Regions from separate parts of the Homo sapiens genome. Here region 1 is linked to region 2. Evidence: read pairs that join two places in POLR2A ChIA-PET (ENCODE). Cell type or tissue: K562. All regions are shown on one strand. Links, peaks and the distances in the headings refer to the core of each region. The heading gives the core; the rest is flanking DNA.

The links. ChIA-PET counts read pairs that join two places held together with the same protein. Peaks named below come from ENCODE experiments on the same cell type or tissue, not always from the same donor. Only the 100,000 strongest peaks of a DNase experiment are listed, where the experiment ranks them.
Region 1: POLR2A ChIA-PET joins it to region 2 with 5 read pairs; 1 of 35 experiments calls an interaction of 5 or more read pairs at or near these places.

Annotation. Positions count from the first base shown.
Region 1 is chr16:27,953,833-27,964,392 of GRCh38, reverse strand. GSG1L (GSG1 like) reads left to right here. Exons shown (of 7, transcript NM_001109763.2): 2 at 1,190-1,237. Among named protein-coding and RNA genes, the nearest start is that of GSG1L, 100 kb to the left of the region's middle. In K562, for the core only: no CTCF peak of the experiment used is centred there; a DNase peak (open chromatin) is centred at 4,212; H3K27me3 peaks cover 2,089 bases.
Region 2 is chr16:28,077,485-28,088,044 of GRCh38, reverse strand. No RefSeq gene overlaps it. Among named protein-coding and RNA genes, the nearest start is that of GSG1L, 19 kb to the right of the region's middle. In K562, for the core only: no CTCF peak of the experiment used is centred there; a DNase peak (open chromatin) is centred at 5,224; H3K27me3 peaks cover 294 bases.

The DNA of each region.
Region 1 (10,560 bases), core at 1,893-6,892, 120 kb after region 2:
ATGGCCGAAGGCCCACCAATGCCTCAATGTGGCTGTGGATGCTGATATGCACATTTTTTTTTTTTTTTTGAGACAGAGTCCCTCTCTGTCGCCCAGGCTGGAGTGCAGTGGTGTGATCTTGGCTCACCTCTGCCTCCCAGGTTCAAGCAATTCTCCTGCCTCAGCCTCCCGAGTAGCTGGGACTACAGGTGCATGCCACTACGCCCAGCTAGTTTTTGTATTTTTAGTAGAGATGGGGTTTCACCATGTTTGCCAGGATGGTCTCCATCTCTTGACCTCATGATCCGCCCGCCTCGGCCTCCCAAAGTATGATCTGTATGTTGAATTTCCCTCCCTCTAGCCTTTGAGGAAACAATGTAACATTAAAAAAAGTATAAAGCAATTCATTCAAAATCCATCCACTGTAGCACACCACTTTTGTTTTCTTTCTTTTAAATCCTCCCTTCCAGTTCTTGGCGGTCAGTACACTCTCTTTCAGTGACTTATCATCTCAGTGCCACTAACTTGCACCTGAGACTCACACATGCAAAGGCAGACTCAGGATGGTGGCCATGCCCCATAGAAATCCAAGGTGCTGTGAGAGTTACAACAGCGGGAGCATGTTCCAGGCGGGGAACAGCATGTGCAAAGCCATGGTGGGAGGCTGCACAGGGGTGTACCAGGAACGGGGGCAGAGGGAGAGGGCAGTGGGTGGACAGGCCAGTCAAGGCCTGTTCTGGGTCCACAAATGGGAATTTGAACTTTCTCCTTTGGGAAGTCATCAAAGAGTTTCAAACAGGAGCAAGCTGTGTGTGTGCGTGTGTTGGATGTGATCAGAGCTGTGTTTTGAAATGATCCCTCCAGCTGCAGCGTGGAGAATGAATTGGAGAGGGGCCAGAGTGGAGGCCTGGGGAGGCCAGTGAGGAGGAGCGTGGATTCTGGGGGGAGGCTGTGGAAAGGGACAAGGTTGCTATCGTGGAGGTGGAAGCGATGGGCCAGGATGGATGGGGTCAGGAGGTGGGAGAATTGGCAGTTTCGCCATCCACACTCCTGGGATGTTGGGCTTCTAGGAACCAGGGTTGGAGAAAGATGTCACTGGGCTTGGGTCAGAGACACTGGCTTGCTCCAGGGCTCATGGGATGGGAGCAGGCAAACCTCGGAAGCCCACGTGTCCTCTCACATTCTGAAAACGCTTCTCTTCTTTTCAAAGGTGAAAAATGTCGCAGCTTCATTGACCTGGCCCCGGCATCGGAGAAAGGTGAGTGTGACCCCAGCTGAGCTGTGGCAGCTCTGCTCTCTCTGGGGACATCTTTCCTACCTTGGTGGCTCCCCAAAGCCCTGTGATAGCATCTTCTTCAGCATCCCTGGGCAACAGGGCCCTGGGAGCCAGACACCCTGTTGCAAAGCCCTGAGTTTCTTGAGCTCTCAGTGGAGTGGGAGAGGCTGGTGGATGGGGACTGTCTGCCCTCCCTGTCTGACAGAGTAGTCCTGAGGGTCATCACCCTTCCATTCTGTCCAGTGCATGCTGGGACTGTGGGAGGGATGATGGGGGTGTGGACGTTTGGTTCAGGCAAGACTGGTGTTGGGGTTTGCCTCCAGCTGTAGGATTTGACCTTGGGGGAGGGAAGCCAGGTGCCTGGCCTTTGTCATCTCACAGGTGTGGGGAGGGCCAGTCTGATTGGATGCCACCATCCAGAGAGGGCTCACTGGTGTTCAGAGCCCGACAGCAGAGGCTCTGAGCCCACAGAGATGTCCAGAGGTGTGCAAGGCAGTGACTGGATTATCAGGAGCAGGGCACAGCTTGAGTCAGGGGATAGCAGTCAGGATTAGGTTTAGTTGCAAGTAATAGTGACCCTAAGGAACTAATTTCAATGGAGAAATTTATCTCCTTTATAAAAGTTTGAAAGTAGACAATCTAAGGTGGCTCTGCTCCACAAAGTCCTCAGGATCCTGGCCCCTGCCACTCTCTCTGTTGTCCCACTGTGTTTTTCTTCATGGTCTAAGATGGCTGCCAGAGCACCAGCTATTACATCTGCATTCCAGGCAGCAGGATGCAGGAAGGGCAAACTCTAAGGTTCCCAGAAGTTATCCCACAACACCTGCATATATCTCCTTGACCAGAACTAGTCACATGGTCACACCCAGCTAGAAGGGAGGCTGGGAAATGTGGTCTTTATCCTGGGCAATGCTGTGCCTAGCTGAAAGTCAGGAGTTTTGTTATTATGGAAGAACAAGAGAATGGACACAGGAGGAGAGCCTGCCACAGGGACACGGGGGAGTGTGGCTGCCTCCCCACCTGCCTACCCTCTGCCACCCAGGAGATAGGCTGCCAAGAGTGAAACAGGTATGCATGTCTCTTCAGATAGCCTGGAGATTAAGAGAGGGCTCTGGGCTTGGGAGTCAGGGGAGGGGAAACTGAGGCAGAAGGGCACCATGTGTCCTGGAAGCTGGTGACATTCTGTTTTGCAGACACTGTCTTTTTGGAGCGCTCCAGTCAAGTGGCAGCTGGTGAAGTTGAGGGGCAAGAGACAGGGAACCCACCGGGCCCTCAGTTCCCAGAAAGCGACAAGGACTCCCTACCCCCCAGCAGCCTCTTGGCAGTCAGGACCGCCTCCTCCATTTCTTTGATGTCCCCATGGCTGTGTTCTGTTTAATTGCTACATGTGACCATCTCCAAAACATTTGGCTGGGCGGCTCAAGCCACAGCTTCCAAATTGAGATCACTGGGAAACACAATAATATGACCACTGCATGGCTGATATTTGTTGAACAGTTACTATGTGCCGGATACAGTGCCAAGCACGTCGCAAGCATCAACTGAGAAACCTCCCCACAACCCCTTGAGGAAGGGGCTGTCATTCTCACTCCCACCTGACAGATGAAGAAACCAAGGCTTAGAGAGATGAAGTCACTTAGGTCTCACACCTCATGAGAGGCAGAGCTGGGTGAAATCCAGGCCTGCGCTTCACACCTCTCCACTGTCTGCAGCCTTCTGGGATGTGCAGCCCTCTGGGATGTGCAGTCCTCTGGGATGTGCATCCCATAATTCCCAAGGCCTTGGAGCTCCTGGGTCAACTTTGCTCCAAATCTGGCTTCCAGAAAGCAGGGCCTGTGTATGTGCACATGCATGTGTGCGTGTGTCCCGGGTAAGGGTGAGTGTGCATGTGCATGAGTGGCTGCTGCTATGTGTGTGCACGCATGCATGCCTGTGGATGAGCTGGGTGAGCATGTGTGAACGTGGGCATGGAGGCGTGTACACATGCGTGCACATGTAAGTGCAGGTGCCATGTGTGCATAAGCACAGGTGTGTTCTAGGGTGAGCACATACGGGTTGTGTGCCCATGTGAGTGCGTGTGTGAATTTGAGTACGTGTGTGTGTGTGTGTCTGTGTACAGTGGCAGGTGGGTGGCCTGTGCCCCTCCAGAAGGTATCAGGCCTTTATTTTGCTTCTTTTACAAGAACCCCAAAGAGGTTGTATCTTTGTGTTTTACTGGCCTTGTGATTTTACTTTTAGGGCTTGGCAGCCACACCGAGAACCTTCTGGCTGTGTATATAAAAATGTTTACAAGGAGGCTGAGTGGGCTGGCTTTGCCACTGAGGTGCTGAATGATTTTCACGTACTCGCTGTCTCTCAAACACTGTAGCTCTCGCTTGAGGTTGGCAGGGTTTGGTCCAAGGCAGCCCGTGTGGCCTCCCCCCATGTATACGGGCCCAGCCCTTCCAGTAGACACCCGCAGTAACGTGGCACCCTCAGACCCATCCATTTTCTCCCCACCACACTCAGCTTCTCCATTTCACAGAGGAATCTGAGGGCAGAGAGACGAGGGACTTGTTCCCAGCCGCACTGGGAACAAGTGTGCGGGGTTGGATGTCCACACTCAGCTGTGTTCTCCCAAGGAATACTCTTTCCCTATGTTATGGCTCCCGCACTGGCTCCCTCTGGGACATCCCTCCTGGCATCTTTCTGGTCTGCCACATACGATAATCGCGACACTGGCACTAACTGGCTTTCATACGGTAGTTACTGTGTGCCAGGTGCTATGCTGAGAACTTGGCACACGTTGGCTCCTGTAATCCCCATTTTACAGGTGAGGAAACTGAGGTACAGAGCAACCACACGGCTGGAAAATGGGGGAACTGGGATTTGAACCTGAACAGTCTGGCTCTTAAATGTCTGGTTCTCCTGCTGAAAAGCTTAGGGCTTCTGAGCCTGGGGGATATCTGTACTCCCTTTATCAGCTGAGGTCCGGTGAGTGCTTTCCTTCCTGCCTCCAGCTCCTCCCACCTGGCAAACCGCAGGCATGATTTCAAGATTTCCAGGCCCTTCTCAAATGCCACTTCCCCATTCCCATTTTCTCCAATACCCTCTTGTCCCCTGCTCACCTACCCTCTCCCTCCTGGCAAAATATTTGTCCATCATCAGTTTCTTACCATAGCATCACACATTTTTCTTCGTTTGCCTGACTATTCTAGTTTTGTGTTTTACATGGGAAATGTCTTTTTTGTTTTATGCTAGCCTAAGCCACAACCATTTTTTATCCGGATTCCTGCCACAATCTTGTAAGTGGTTACCTCCTTTCATTCTTGCTCCCTGATTTGCTTGGTACCTGAATGATCTGTATTTTATATTTTGAGATGGGGTCTTGCTCTGTTGCCCAATCTGTAGTGCAGTGGTGCGATCGTAGCTCACTGCCGCCTTGAACTCTTGGGCTCAAGCAATCCTTCTGCCTTAGGCTCCGAGTAGCTGGGACTACAGGTGCGCACTACCATGCCCCACGCTTGGTGCCCAAATGGTCATTTTTTCTTTCTTTCTTCCTTTCTCCCGTCCTCCCTTTTGCCCTTCTGCCCTTTCTCTCTTTCCCCTTCCCTTCCCTCCCCTTCCCTCCCCTCCCCTTCCCTCCCCCTCCCTTCCCGTCTTGTCTCGTCTCCTCTCTTCTCTTCTTTTCTTGACACAGTTTCACTCTGTTGCCCAGGCTGGAGTGCAGTGGTGTGATCTTGGCTCACTGCAACCTCTGCCTCCCAGGTTCAAGCGATTCTCCTGCCTCAGCCTCCCGAGTAGCTGGGATTACAGGCGCACGCCACCATGCCCGGCTAATTTTTTTTTTTTTTTGTATTATTAGTAGAGATGGGGTTTCGTCATGTTGCCCAGGCTGGTCTCAAACTCCTGGACTCAAACGATCCTCCCACGTTGGCCTCCCAAAGTGTTGGGATTACAGGCATGAGCCACTGCACCTGGTCAAGTGAACCCCTATCCTGAAGCTACCTAGGAAACCCCAATCAACAGCCAGTTCATTAGCACACGTAAGACACTCTCATCACTCCAGAGGTTTCAAGGGTTTTAGCAGCTGTTTGCCAGGAACCATGAGACCAAATATATGTTTTTTGTTATATCACAGTATCACGATTATACACACTTGTTATAGAAATTTTAACAACCGTGGCCGGGTGCAGTGGCTCATGCCTGTAATCCCAGCACTTTGGGAGTACAAGGCGGGCAGATCACCTGAGGTCAGGAATTTGAGACCAGCCTGGCCAACATGGTGAAATCCTGTCTCTACTAAATATACAAAAATTAACTGGGCATGGTGGCATGCACCTGTAATCCCAGCTACTTGGGAGGCTGAGGCAGGAGAATGGCTTGAACCGGGAGGTGGAGGTTACAGTGAGCCGAGATCATGCCACTGCACTCCAGCCTGGGCAACAGAGCAAGACTCTGTCTCAAAAAAAAGAAAAAGAAGTTTTGATAGCCCCAAGTGCGTAAATTACAGATGAAAGTCTCTTATAAACCCACCCTTGGGTATTTAATATGAATGGTTTGGTTTATCAGTTCTTGAAAAAAATGTATACATACACACACGTATGTACATACATATATTTGATATATAAAATCATGGTTTGCTATTCATGTCAGTACATAGAACTTGTCCTTATCTTGAAACAGGTGTAGGATATTCTATCGCATGATGACTGATATAGTTTTCTTTTCTTTTTTTTTTTTTTTTAGATGGAGTCTCACTCTTGTCTCTTGTTGCCCAGGCTGGAGTGCAGTGGCATGATCTCGGCTCACTGCAACCTCCACCTCCCAGGTTCAAGCAATTCTCCTACCTCAGCCTTCCGACTAGCTGGGATTACAGGCACCTACCACCATAGCTGGCTAATTTTTGTATTTTTAGTAGAGACAGGGTTTCACCAATTTGGTCAGGCTGGTCTCGAACTCCTGACCTCAGGTGGGCCTGCCCACCTCAGCCTCCCAAAGTGCTGGGATTACAGGAGTGAGCCACCGTGCCTGGCCTGTGACTGATATAGTTTGAATGTGTGTCCCCTCTACATCTCATTTTGAAATGTGACCTTCAATGCTGGAGGTGGGGCCCAGTGGGAAGTGTTTGAGTCATGGAGGTGGATCCCTCGTGAATGACTTGGTGCCGTCCCCTTGGTAATGCGTGAATTCTCACCGTATTAGTTCACACTGGAGCTTGTTATTTAAAAGAGCCTAGCACCTCCTCTCCTCTCTTTCTCACTCTCTCTCTTGCCATGTGACATGCCTGCTTCCTCTACATCTTCCACCATGAGTAAAAGCTTCCTGAAGCCTCACCAGAAGCCAAGCAGATGCTGGCGCCATGCTTATACAGCCTGCAGAATTGTGAGCCAAATAAACCTCTTCTTTGTAAATTACGCAGCCTCAGGTATTTATAGCAGTGCAACATGGACTATCACGTATATTGACATGTGTTTAAACCAGGCTGTCTAGCTGAACTGCACTTGAGTGTTCTGTATTGTATTGTAGCTGAATAACAGTGACTTGTGCACATCTCTCTGTCCCTTACAAGCCCAAGACCTTCGATGGGTAGCATAATTTCTCATTTACCTCTGGGTCTCCAAGTCCTAGCCCAGCACTGGAGTACCACTGGCAAGACAGTATAAGCAGTATAACAAAGGTCTGCACAGTAGATTGTGCCAGGCAGAGAAGAAGAAAGTGATCAAAGATGCCTGAGCAACTTAAGATGAAATGTACAAACGCAGATCAACAGCAATGCCTCCATGTTATGAACTTTTTTATTTTTTATTTTTTGGTGGAGTCTTGCTCTGTCACCCAGGCTGGAGTGCAGTAGTGTGATCTTGGCTTACTGCAAACTCCACCTCCTGGGTTCAAGTGATTCTCGTGACTCAGCCTCCCGAGTAGCTGGGACTGCAGGCGTGTGCCACCACATCCAGCTATTTTGTATTTTTAGTAGAGACTGGGTTTTGTCATGTTAGCCAGGCTGATCTCGACCTCCTGACCTCAGGTGATCCAACCGCCTTGGCCTACCAATGTGCTGGGATTACAGGCATGAGCCACCGCACCCAGTTGATGTTGTGAACTTGATACTGAACATGCAGAGAAAAGTTTCTCCTACTTCCCTGTCTTCCTCCTCAAGGGTTCCTTTGTCTCTCAAAACCTCAGTCATTTATTCACTAGGGCAAGAGTCTCCTACCAAATAACTGTGACCCACAGGATAATCTTAAAACCTGGTGCATTGGCCAGTAAGACCAACAATAATGTTATGTAACGAGCTATCACACAACCCAGTGGCATTCACACAACTCAGTGGCATTCACACAGTTTTTTTTTTTTTCCTCACATGTCTGTGGGTTTTCTTGAGTTTAGCTCATGTCGGAAGGCTTGGTTCCAGGATATAGGCTGGGCTCAATCTGCCCCACTTGTGTCTGTTCAGGTAGAGGGGATAGTAGGTGCTTGGTGGAGGTTTTTTCATGGTAATGACAGAAATGCAAGATGGGGAGCCAACTGCACAAGCACATTTTAAACCTTGTTTGGATCATATCCACCAACATCCCATTGGCCACAGCCAGTCCCATGGCCAAGTCCAACATCAATGGGGCAAGAAGTATACTGCTCACATGGAGGAATGGGTGGGGTGTTTGGAGTGAATGTTTGCTGATCAATAATTTAAGTGACCACACCCGGACCTGACCATAGGTCTCAAGGATGGGTGGCAGCTGGAGCCAGCCTGGCTGGATTTCTGGTCATGAGTGTGAGACTCATTAATTTGCTTGTCAAGGTCTCCTCTGGTCATTGTCAGGATCTTTATTTCTCCCAAAGTGACCTAAATATTTGAATATTTATCTATAACCTGGTTGGCATCAGGCTGCTAAATGGTCTATTATTGCTTCCTCTTCTGAGATTGAAGAACTGTTTTATGTGCACAGACTTTGGCCAACTTTCTGGTTAAAAATATATAACTATTAACAGTCATGAAACCTTCCAGATTAACCAACTATCATTAAATTTTCTAGATTAACCAACTATCATTAAACTTTCTAGCTTCAAAAGAAAACTGTTCATCCTTTTTGCAAATTATTGGCAAATGTGTAAATGTTCTCTCAATGTCTTCAAAGACAACTGGCTAATTATAATAACACTTCCTCCTTTCCTTCTTCTCTCCCTCCCTCCCTCCTGTCCTTCCTTCCTCCCTTCCTTCCTTCCTTCTTTCCTTCCTTCCTTCCTTCCTTCCTTCCTTCCTTCCTTCCTTCCTCTTCTCTTATGGAGTCTTTTGACCTGCAGCCCCATTTTGACTCAATGATTATCTAGGGCTGTTATTCTGGAAGCCCTTTTTACCATTATTTTGAAATTTCCTCCCCTCTCTCATGTTGGCTCCACTGCTTCCTGGATCCCAGGTAGTCTTCTTTCTGGATTACTTCCTCATTTTGGGGAAAAATATCCTCCAGTAACTTCCTGAGAAAGACAGCATGGTTGAGACCCTTTATGTCTCATGTTGTTTTTATTTGTCTGTCACACTTGACTAGATGTTTTGCTGGGTATAAAATTTTAGGTTGGAAATAATTTTCCCACAAAATTTGGGAAGGATTGGCTGCTCCCTTGTCTTCCAGACTCCAGTGTTGTTGAAAATTTCAATGTTATTCTGATTCTTTTGTGTGATCTGATTTTTTCCCCTCTCTGGAAGCTTTTAATATCTTATTTTCTGTTCTCACTTTTTTTTAATCTTCCATTTTCATTTTTATTTGCCTTTTTATTTATTCCTCAGATATTTATTCAATTTTTATATTTCAATCAGCCAGTCTACTTTTAACATTTCTACAGTCATACTTTTAATTTTAAGAGCTTTTTCTTGTTATAGGAATGTTCTTTTTTTTAATAGTCTCCTGCTTTTGTTTTATGGACACAATATCTTCTCATATTTCTCCAATGATATTAATTTTTTTAAGTTTGCTTCTCTACCCTTTAATGTCTCTGTTTCTTCCAAGTTCTTTTGCCTATCTTATTTTAATTTCAACTGTCTTTTATATTGTTTTCCTTAAACATCTGATGTTCACGTTTAACAGTGAGGTGCGAACTTACTATTTTGAAGCTCAAGATACAGTGGAGATGGGGAGAATATTGGCCAATGGACTTCCCAATCATCTGAGCTATAAACTCCTCATCCAAAAAGTTCATTTGGGCCAGGCATGATGGCTCACATCTGTGATCCCAGCACTTTGGGAGGCTGAGGCAGGAGGATTGCTTGAGGCCAGGAGTTCCAGACCAGCCCAGGTAACATAGTGAGACCCCTGTTTCTATGAAAAATTTAAAAATAAAATTAACTGGACATGGTGGTGTGTACCTGCAGTCCTAGCTACTCAGAAGGCTGAAATGGGAGGATTGCTTGAGCTGGGGAGTTCAAGGCTGCAGTGAGCTAGGATCGTACCACCACACTCCAGCCTGGGTGACAGGGCAAAACCCTGTCTCAAAAACAAAATGAAACAAAACAAAAAGTTCATCTGATGAACCCATACGCACTGTCACGAGGCTTTTTCTCTTGCACTGATCAGTTTCCCGCAAGAGGAACTCTCCCATCTCCAGTGTATTAATAAACTCAGCCATCAGCATTCTGGGAATCAAATGGGGGGCCTGGGAGGTATCTCAGTGGCACACATGTAGACTTTCACTTAATTCTTGGTTTTCAGTATGGAGCTCAGCTGGGCCTGGTTCCTCTATTTGAAGGATTTTCTGAAGTTTCCTCTGTGGCTTCCTCCATGCGGGTAGTCAACTTCCAGCCTTCTCCTATCTGCTAAGTCATTAACCAACTATTCATGAAATTTCTAGCTTTTAAAATGTTGCTGCCATCTTTTTTTTCTATTGTTATCTCTTGTCACATCCTCTTTGTTCTGAGGATTTATGACTTTCTTATTCCTTAACTGTAATGATTGGCGGTATTGAAAGAGAGCAGTGGCCTTTGGTTCAGCCCCATGTTCAATCCCAGGTTTGACTTTGTAAACCCAGGTCTCTCTCCTGAGCTCTAGATTCCACCTCCAACTGCCTCCTGGACACTTCCTCCTGAGTGCCCCCAGGGACTGCAAACTCAGCTGGTCCACAATAGAAAACACTTGACCCTTCTTTGTCCATTGTCCTGTCTTCACCATTATCTGCTCTGATTCCAAAGCCAGGAACCAGAAGGTCATCCTCAACTCTTTCCAAATTCAATTATTTGACAAGTTCAGTTTCTTTTGTTTCATAAATATCTTTGTTTCTTTGTTTTTTTGAGATGGAGTCTTGCTCTGTCACCTAGGCTGGAGTGCGGTGGTGCA
Region 2 (10,560 bases), core at 3,332-8,331:
CCCCGCATCCCTTCTCCTTTTTCCAAGGGGGCTTCAGAGGAGGCAGCTTATGTGTCTGTGGGGTTGGGGGAGGGATCTCCAGCCCTTGTTTTGGACTTTAGTCCTCAGATCCGAAGGCCACTCTCAGATGGGCCTGGCTTCCCCAGGACTGAATATCCAACGTGGCCCTCATCCTGCATCTGAGGCCAAGCATGTCTGCAGGCCACACCCCCAGCCTCTGTGACACCTGGTCTTTGCAGCTCTCATCAGGACACCATCAGGACATCATATAGGGTGAAATATGAATGAAAGCTGTCATTGGCGCCTGAAGCCCCCACCTTCCCTGTTGGCAGGGTAGGAAGTTAGAGTGCGTGGCCTTTGGCCTTGAGGCTGCTGGTGCCGTGGAAGGCAAGGCCTGCAAAGGCGTCCTGGGTTTAGGGAGTGCTTTGAGGGGTCTGCTGACTCCTGGTGCCCCTCTGCGGTCGACCCCAGAGTGCAGGCACCCAAGGCTGCCTGGGGGCTGGGATTGGAGGCACCTGGTTGGTGTGGGGCAGCTTTGTCAGGGAGGGGCTGAGCAGGGCAGCCCCTGCCTTCCCAGTCCTCCCAGTCTGGGCTGAGTGGGCCGAGGGACCAGGCTGCGGCTGTAGCCACCTGCTGCGCCCACCCCCTGCCTGTGTGCTCTGTTGCCTGGGGCAGGCCTGGGTGTCCCAGGGCTCTCAGCCTCAGCTTTCTGGAACCAGACTTTGTCCCCTTGCCAGGTGACCTTGCCCCTGCTGCCCTGGCCTGGGCAAATCTCAGCGCCTCCCTCCCATCCTCCCACTGGGGGCTTGCGGGGCTTTTCTTTCCACCCACAACCACCCCCTGGGGGCCCAGCTCCTGCTGCCCTTCCAGATAACTCTGGGGAGGCTATGGCCTTTGAAAAGAGAGTAGCAGCCAGGTGCAGTGGCTCACACCTGTAATCCCAGCACTTAGGGAGGCTGAGGCAGAAGGATCACTTGAGGTCAGGAGTTCAAGACCAGCCTGGGTAACACAGTGAGACCCCATCTCTCAAAAAAAAAAAAAAAAGTCTGACGCCGGACACATCTTGAACTCATGACTTATGACCTACGGCCATGGTCAGTGACCATCTCTGAACCTCGGTTTCCTCATCTGTAAAATGGGAGTCATCTTGGAAATAGGCCGGAAAGAGCCAACCTATTTCATTATTTAAATATCTGTGTGGATTATTTTGATATGAATTTTAAGTGATAATTGAAAACAACAGCAGTACAAAGCTGTCCTCCCCAGCCCCCTGGTGCGGCCCAGCTGCCCGGCCTCCCCTGTTTGGAAGGGGACTCCGCCCTTCCCTGCAGCAGCACACGCTGGGGCTTCCATGCCTCTCCTCCAGACTCAGGTGGCCTAAGTGCCTGCCAGCCCCTCTGGGCCACGCAGGGAACAGCACACGGGCAGTGGCTCAGAGGCTATGTGCCAATGCGGCCGGCCGGCTGTGGGTCGTACACAGCAGATCTACCCATCTTCCATGGCACCTCTGGTGGTGGAGACTGTTTTGTGGGATCAATGACCCTCCTTGAATGTGAAAACAGGACCATCCGCCGGTCCCTCCGAGCTCCTCCAAAGCCTTCTGCTGTTGCAGAAACGTCACTTGCTATTCCATCTGGACTAGGCTGCGTTTCTGTTCCTCCCAACTGTCCTCCCTTTTTCTTCTTTCTGTTTCAAGAAAGCCCCTTCTGCAAGCTCTGGGTAGAGGCAGTGAGGGTGGGGGCCCTGGGCTGGGATCCCGGCACTGTGCCCTACTCCCTAAGTGACCCAGTGCAAGTCATCTCAGTGTCCTAATCAAAATCATGGTAAGTATTTTGATATTTTTATGAAAATAGTAGTTATAAAGAACCTCCTTTTTTGTTTTGTTTTGTTTTTGTTTTTAGACAGAGTCTGACTCTGTTGCCCAGGCTGGAGTGCAGTGGCACAATTGTAGCTCACTGCAGTCTCAACCTCCTGGGCTCAGGCAGTCCTCCTCGCTTAGCCCCCCAAAGTAACTGGAGCTACACATGTGTACCATCATGCCTGGCTAATTTTTTGTAGAGATGGGGTCTTGCTATGTTGCCCAGGCTGGTCTCAAACTCCTGGCCTCAAGCGATCCTTCTGCCTCAGCCTCCCAAAGTGCTGAGATTACAGGCGTGAGCCACCTTGTCTGGCCATAAATAACCTTCTGAAGGAAAAACCAAACGTTTTTCTCTCTCACACTCAACACAGAATGTGTCTAAAATGTGTGGGGATTTCTCCTTATCAGCAAGCAGTTCTCCAGTGGACACGCTGGGCATCCTCTAGTTCAATTCAATTCTGACACTGTCTACCCGAAGTTAGCATCAGATCCCACAGAATGAGGGCTCAGTCCTATGAGACTGCCCCCGACTTCCGATGCCAATTGCAACCCCAGGTTGTTTTACCTGCACTTCTGACCAATGGGCTGTAAATCAACAGGTTCCCACAACTCCCTCCTCAGATTTCATAGATCTAGAGCAGCTCACAGAACTCAGGGAGACACTTTAGCCATTTGTTTTAAGGGATATGACAAAGGCTGTAGGTGAACAGCCAGGTGGAAGGGGGTGTGCAGGGCTGGGCATGCCAGTGGGAGCGCATGCCATGCGCTCTCCGGGGACGCCTACCTCTGGGAACCTCCACGTGTTCAGCAACCAGGAAGCCCTTCCAAACCCTGACCTTTTGGGTTTTTGTGGAGACTTCATTACATAGGTATGATTGGTTACATCACTGGACATGGGTCATCAACCTCACCTTCAGCCCCTCTCCCCTCCCCGGAGGTCCAACTCTCTAATCATGTGGTTGGTTCTCCTGGCAACCAGCCCTCCATCCTGAGGCTATCTGGGGACCCACAAAGAGTCCGAGTCCCCTCGTTATAACAAAAGGTGCTCCTATTGCTGACGCATTCCAAGGGATTTAGGAGTTCTGGGTCAAAAACCAGGGTCAAAGACTGAATATTAGGCTGGGCGCAGTGGCTCACGCCTGTAATCCCAGCTACTTGGGAGGCCGAGATGGGAGAATCGCTTGAACCCAGGAGTTTCAGACCAGCCTGGGCAACTTAGCAAAACCCCGTCTTTAATAAAATAAGCCAGGCATAGTTGTGCATGTGCCTGTAGTCCCAGCTACTCGAGAGGCTGAGGCGGGAGGATCACTTGAGCCCAGGAGTTTGAGGCTGCAGTGAGCCATGTTCACACCACTGCATCCCAGCCTGAGTGACAGAGCAAGACGCTGTCTCGAAACCAATCAACAAAAAACCCCCCAAATATTAGAACAAAAGAGTCCCCTTAACCCCCTGTCTACAAGGGTTTTACTTAAGAACCCACAGCAGAGACTATGTATTTCTTATTTTATATCACAATAAGAAAGATCTCTTACAATATCCCATACCTCCTTTTTCTAAAGGAAGTTAATCATAGCAGTTTCAAGTTAGGGTTCTTTTCTCTTTTTTCTAGAGATAGAATCTCACACTGTTGCTCAGGCTGGAGTGCAGTGGCGAGATTATAGCTCACTGCAGCCTCAACCTCCTAAGCTCAGGTGATCCTCCTGCCTCAGCCTCCTGAGCAGCTGGGACTATAGGTGTGCACCACCAGGCCTGGCTAATTTCCTTTTTGTAGAGATGGGGTCTCGCTATGTTGCCCAGGCTGGTCTGGAACTCCCGGCCTCAAGCAATCCGTCTGCCTTGGTCTCCCAAAGTGTTGGGATTACAGGTGTGAGCCACCACGCCTGGTCCCTCAAGTTAGAATTGTTGAAGGAATTAAATGAGATTGTCCACTTGACATTAACGACTCATTTAATTTAATGGGTACATTAAAAAAACAAAAAACAAAACCCTAGTAAGAATCGGCGCTTCTTCTTATGTGGTGACTGACTTGGAATCCTAGCCCTTTAACCTACAGCACCCAAGAGCCCTTTAACCTATGGCACCCATAACTTCTCCCTCTCGCTCACCCGCCTCCAGCCACCCGGGTCTCTTTGCTGCTCCTCATACGGGAACACACTCTTCCACCTGGGGTCTCTGCACCTGCTGCCGCCTCCCCTAATGTCCCATGGCTCCCTCATTCCCCTGCAGGGCTCACAGCCTCACCTCCCTTGGGTGTCCACAAAATAAAATGCACACAGCAGCCCCCCTTTCCCTTCTCCATTCTCCTGGCGCAGCTCTGATTTTCTTCATGATGCTTATCAACACTGGACTTGCTATGTATTTTTTTGATTGGAGGGGTTATCATAAGTATCCCTTCAAAAGATTGGAAGTGGCTGGGCTCGGTGGCTCACGCCTGGAATCTCAGCACTTAGGGGGGCAGAGGTGGGCAGACCACTTGAGGTCAGGAGTTCGAGACCAGCCTGCCATGAGGTCAGGAGTTCGAGACCAGCCTGCCCAACATGGCGAAACCCTGTCTCTACTTAAAAAAAAAAAAATACAAAAAACTAGTTGGGTGTGGTGGTGGGTACCTGTAATCCGAGCTACTTGGGAGGCTGAGGCAGGTGAATCGCTTGAACCTGGGAGACGGAGGTTGCAGTGAGCCAAGATCACACCACTGCACTCCAGCCTGAGAGACAAGAGTGAAACTCCGTCTCAAAAAAAAAAAAAAAATTAAAAATTAGCCGGGAAGTGGTGGTGTGTAACTGTAGTCCCACCTCCCTGGGAGGCTGAGGTGGGAGGATCACTTGAGCCCAGGAGTTTGAGGCTGCAGAGAGCTAGGATTGCACTGCTGCACTCCAGCCTGGGTGACAGAGCAAGATCCTGTCTCAAAAATAAATAAATCTCAAAATAAATAAAAGATTACAAAAGAAGCTTCTAGAAGGCAAGAAACCACTTTACAGAGTGCCCTGCCCCAAAAGATACATCCACATCCCAGAACCTGTGGATGTGACCTTATTTTGAAAAAGTGTCCTATCCATTGGGCCCTAAATCCTGTGACAAGTGTCCTAAGGGACACACAGAGGAGAGGCACCTCGAGGAGGAGGCGAGGCAGGGACTGGAGGATGCCGCCAGGAGGGATGCCCTTGGCCCCCAGAGCTGGGAGACGCAGGGACAGATTCTTGCCTGGAGCCTCCGGAGGGAGGTGGCCCTGGCAGCCCCTTGGTTTCTGACTTCAGGCCTTCAGAACTGTGAGCAGATGAACTCTTGTTCTAAGTCACTGTGCTTACGGTAATCTGTTTCGGCAGGCCTAGGAAACTAATCCACCCCTGTGTGGCCAACACCCAGGCAGGGACTGGAATGTAGCAGAGCCGGCAGCAGCGAACATTCTCTGAAAAGAGACAGATAGAAAATATCTGAGGCTTTGCAGGCCGTTGTCTCTGTCTCGAATGCTCAACTCTGCCACCGGAGCATGAACTGCAGCCACGGAGAACACTAACAAATGGGTGTGGCTGTGTTCCGATAAAACCTTATTTATGGGCCGGGCGCGGTGGCTCATGCCTGTAATCCCAGCACTTTGGGAGGCCGAGGCGGGTGGATCACGAGGTCAGGAGATGGAGACCACCATCCTTGCTAACACGGCGAAACTCCGTCTCTATTAAAAATACAAAATATTAGCCGGGCGTGGTGGCAGGTGCCTGTAGTCCCAGCTACTCGGTAGGCTGAGGCAGAAGAATGGCGTGAACCCAGGAGGCAGAGCTTGCAGTGAGCCGAGATCGAGCCACTGCACTACAGCCTGGGCGACACAACCAGACTGCGTCTCAAAAAACAAAACAAAACAAAACAAAAACTTTATTTATGGACACCAAAATTTCAATTTCATATAATTTTCATGTGTCAATACATATGATTCTTTTGATTTATTTATTTTTTTGAGACAGTTTCGCTCTGTCCCCCAGGCTAAAGTGCAGTGGGGTGATCTCCGCTCACTGCAACCTTTGCCTCCTGGGTTCAAGGGATTCTCCTGCCTCAGCCTCCTGAGTAGCTGAGACTACAGGGTGGGGCTCCACCATGCCTTGCTAATTTTGGTATTTTTTTTGTAGAGACGGAGTTTCACCATGTTGGCCAGGCTGGTCTTGAACTCCTGACCTCAAGTGATCTGCCCACCTTGGCCTTCCAAAGTGCTGGGATTACAGGCGTGAGCCACCTCACCCGGCCAATGTGATTCTTATTTTGACTTTTTTCAACCATTTAAAAATGTAAAACTCATTCTTAGCGTGTAGGTCAGACAAAGGCAGGTGGTGGTGGGGTTTGGCCCGGGGGCTATAGTTTGCTGCCTGGTCTAGCAGATGCTCCGTATTTGTTGAAGGATTGAAGGGACATTAGAGGTGACAGCTGGATGCTCCGGTCAAGTAGCCCAGAGACTGTGATGAAGCCCCTTGCAACAAAAATCCCTGAGAATTAAAGTAGGGTTGGTGTAAACTGCTGGAGGCAGCTGTCTCACCCCAAGATCTTCAGCGACAGAGGGCAGGGCCAAGAGGTCACCCAGGTGCCTGGCTGGGGAGGTTGTTCCCAGGCCTTCAGTGCTGGTCGACGCCATGGTGCTGAAGTGACAGAGGAGACACGGGAAGGCACTGGCCACTTCCTGACCACACTGCATGTGTTCAGCTGTAGGCTCAGTGAGGATGGGTCCTGGGATTGGGGTCTGGGTGGAGATCTAGAGCACATTGGAGCTGAAACCCTAACCCAGGGCTGGAAAACTCCAGTGACTTCTAGGATTAGGCCAGGAATGCAGATAAGCAAAGGAGGTCTGATGTAAGACAACAGGGCATGATGGGGGCTCTGGCAAAGAGGGGAGACCGCCTCCTATTTAAAGCAGTTACTCAGTCTTGGCACTGTGGCCCATGCTGGTTATCCCAGCATTTTGGGAGGCTGAAGTGGGAGGATCATTAAGCCAGGAGTTCAAGACCAGCTTGGGTGATGTAGTGAGACCCCATTTCTTAAAAAAAAAAAAGTAAATAAAATAAAAATTATTTTTTTAATTAGCTGGGCACAGTAACAAGTATCTGCCATTCCAGCCACTCGGGAGGCTGAGGCAGGAGGATCGCTTGAGCCCAGGAGGTTGAGGCTGCAGTGAGCTGTGATGACACCACTGGACTCCAGCCTTGGTGAAAGAGCAGGATGCTGTCTAAAAAAAAAAAAAAAAAAGGCAATTATTCAGTTTCAGCCAATCCTGCCAGGTGGGAATGCAGGCTCCATGCCAGCAGATTTCTAGATTGTTCTTGAGAAGCTGCAGAATTCAGTTGTTTGTATGAAATCTCCTGATTTAAAATCTTGGCTCAAATAATAATAATACAAAGTCATGCCAGGAGTTTTCTGCATGTTGAGTGGATATTGGAATGCCTTCTTACAGAGAGCTCCGAGAGGCTAGGTTACCTTACCAACAGCACACAGCTCAGAGATGCCAAACTGGGTGTGGGTGACCTCACAGCTGCCTTCCAGGTGGTGGCTCTTTGTGACCTCATTCACTGAGTGAAGGGGGAGAGGATCAGAGGGTCTCTCTTCAGCCAGATTTGGGCCCCAGACAAGATTCAGAAACTGCTACTATCAGCCAGGCTTGGGGACTCATGCCTATAATCCCAGCACTTTGGGAGGCCGAGGTGGAAGGATCACTTGAGCCCAGGAGTTTGAGACCAGCCAGGGAAACATAGCGGGACCTTGTCTCTGCAAAACATAAAAAAATTAGCTGGGCTTGGTGGTGGACGCCTGTAGTCCCAGCTACTTGGGAGACTGAGGCTCGGGAGGATCACTTGATCCCGGGAGGTTGAGGCTGCAGTGAGCTGTGATTACACCACTGCACTCTAGCTTGGGCTGGGCTTTGTAAGAGTGAGACCCTGTCTTTATAAAAAAACAAAACTACTACTCGCTAGCTTTTTTGAAAACTGTGGTGTTCAGAAAATGGATATGGTCACCATATTATAATTCGTATGGCGTAGTACTACTAAATAAGTTTTTTTTTTTTTTTGAGATGGAGTCTTACTCTGTCTCCCAGGCTGGAGTGCAATGGCGCGATCTTGGCTCACTGCAACCTCCTACTCCCGGGTTCAAGTGATTCTTGAGCTTCAGCCTCTGGAGTAGCTGGGATTACAGGCGCGTGCCACCACACCCAGCTAATTTTTGTATTTTTAGTAGAGACAAGGTTTCGCCATGTTGGCCAGGCTGATCTCAAATGCTTGACCTCAAGTGATCCACCCACCTCGGCCTCCCAAAGTGCTGGGATTACAGGTGTGAGCCACCGTGCCCGGCCTGAAGAAGATATTAACATTACAACTTGCTCCTTTATTTGAGAACAGTGGCAATATTATGATTGTTACGATTATGGTTGTGATTTGATCACTACTATACACCTCAGGACTCCCTTCCATATCCAACACCCCACACCCTGCACCCAGGAAATAAATTGGTTTTAACCATCTGGCTGCTAGACCATGTCTCTCCCACCCCACCGCTACTCCACCCCCACTTACCCAACCATCTGGTCCAGCCCTGCCCAGCCAAGCCATGCCGTCTGGTAGACCTTGCTGGCTACCAGCACAAAGGGCTGGTGTTCCCTGTCACCTTCAGTCACAGGGGTGCTAGGAAGGGCATATCCAGGTTCTTGGAGGGACAAAGCCATGCGGGACCTTCCTTCTTGGTTGATAGAGAAGTGGGTGGGTGCATACACCCATGTCTGATGGAAGTGGCTGTCACTCGTGTTTTCGAAAAATGTGGCTTTTTTTGTGAAGAAACTTTGGGAAGTGATGTTGCTGCCATGCCTGCATTCTTTTTTTTTTTTTTTTTGAGCCAGAGTCTCCCTCTGTTGCCCAGGCTGGAGTGCAGTGGCGCCATCTCAAGTCACTACAACCTCTGCCTCCTGGATTCAAGCAATTCCCCTGCGTCAGCCTCCTGAGTAGCTGGGATTACAGGCGCCCACCACCACGCCCAGCTAATTTTTGTATTTTTAGTAGAGACAGGGTTTTGCCTTATTGGCCAGGCTGGCCTCGGACTCCTGACCTCAAGTGATCCGCTCGCCTCGGCCTCCCAAAGTGCTGGGATTACAGGTGTGAGCCACCGCACCCCGCCCATGCCTGCATTCTTAAGGGCCTTGGAAAGCACTCTGCATGCACGCAGTGGCCCAGCCAGCCCACTCTGCAAATCCCTCTGTCTGCCCCTCTCATTTCACAATTCCATCAGAATCGGCGGCCGTGCTGGTGAAGAAGGGTTTGCTCTTAATGAGCCTGCCCAGAATTGCCTTGTTTTCTTGGCGTTGACAAACTATATCCCTTAATAAAAGTTTCATGACTCAATTTAGCACGGGAGGTACATAATCCCAGCCCCTCCTGCCCTGAAATCAAAGATTGCCTCGGAGTATTGGTCCCAGGGGCACTCCTGGGTTTGACACAAACGCTGTCTGGGGGCATCGCTGGCTGAGATTTGCCAGGGGGTCTGTGGGCAGAAGGTGCCCCCTCGGGGAAGGCCTCCCGCTGCTGCCTCCTCCTGCTCTCTTCTGGTGGTCACTGGTCATTCTGGCTGTTCAGCTCTGCCCTGGTCATCCACGGTAGCAGGTTGTTTGCAGAGTCAACCACAGCTCTCCCTCCCATCTCACCAGCCCTTTGCAAATGCTTGTCTCATCAAGAGGTGGGGTCTATTTTCTCCTCTCCTAAATCTGGCCTAATTGGCTCTGCCCAGTAGAGTGTGGCGGATGTGATTGCATGTGAGTGCCCATGAGGCAGCTGGGGAGGCCTTGCAGCTTCCACTTTTGCCTCCTTATTTTTATTGATTGATTGATTGATTGAGACAGAGTCTCGCTCTGTTGCCTAGGCTGAGTGCAGCGGTGTGATCACGGCTCACTGCAGCCTCTACTTCCCAGGCTCAAGCAATCCTCCCACCTCAGCCTTTCAAGTAGCTGGGACTACAGGCGCTCGCCACCATGCCTGGCTAATTTTGTTGTTGTTGTTGTTATTGTTGCTGAGACAGGGTCTCCTTAGGTTGCCCAGGCTGGTTCTGACCTCCCGGGCTTAAGCGATTCTCCCACCTCAGCCTCCCAAAATGCTGGGATTACAGGCGTGAGGCACTGCACCAGGCTCCACTTTTGCCTCCTTAGACCCCAGCACTGCTGCGCAAAAAGGAAGCCCTTAGGCTGTGCGCGGTGGCTCATGCCTGTAATCCCAGTACTTTGGGAGGCCGAGGCAGGTGGATCACCTGAGGTCAGGAGTTCAAGAGCAGCCTGGCCAATATGGTGAAACCCCGTCTCTACTAAAAATACAAAAATTAGCCGGGCATGATGGTGGGTGCCTGTAATCCCAGCTATTTGGGAGGCTGAGGCAGGAGAATTGCTTGAACCTGGTAGGTGCAGGTTGCAGTAAACCGAGATCGTGCCATTGCACTCCAGCCTGGGCAACAGAGTGAGACTCCATCTCAGAAACAAAAACAAAACAAACAAATGAACAAAAAAGAAGCCCTGCCCAACTTACTGGAGGGCGAGGGCTTCTGTGGGGAGAACTGAGGCACCCTGACCAGCGGCTGGTACCAGTTGCCAGATCCACAGGTGAGGTCATCATTGTCACCCCACAGCCCCAGCCGAGCATGGGGAGACTGCAGCACGTGAATGACCCCAGGACAGAGGAGCAGGACTGCTTACATTCCAG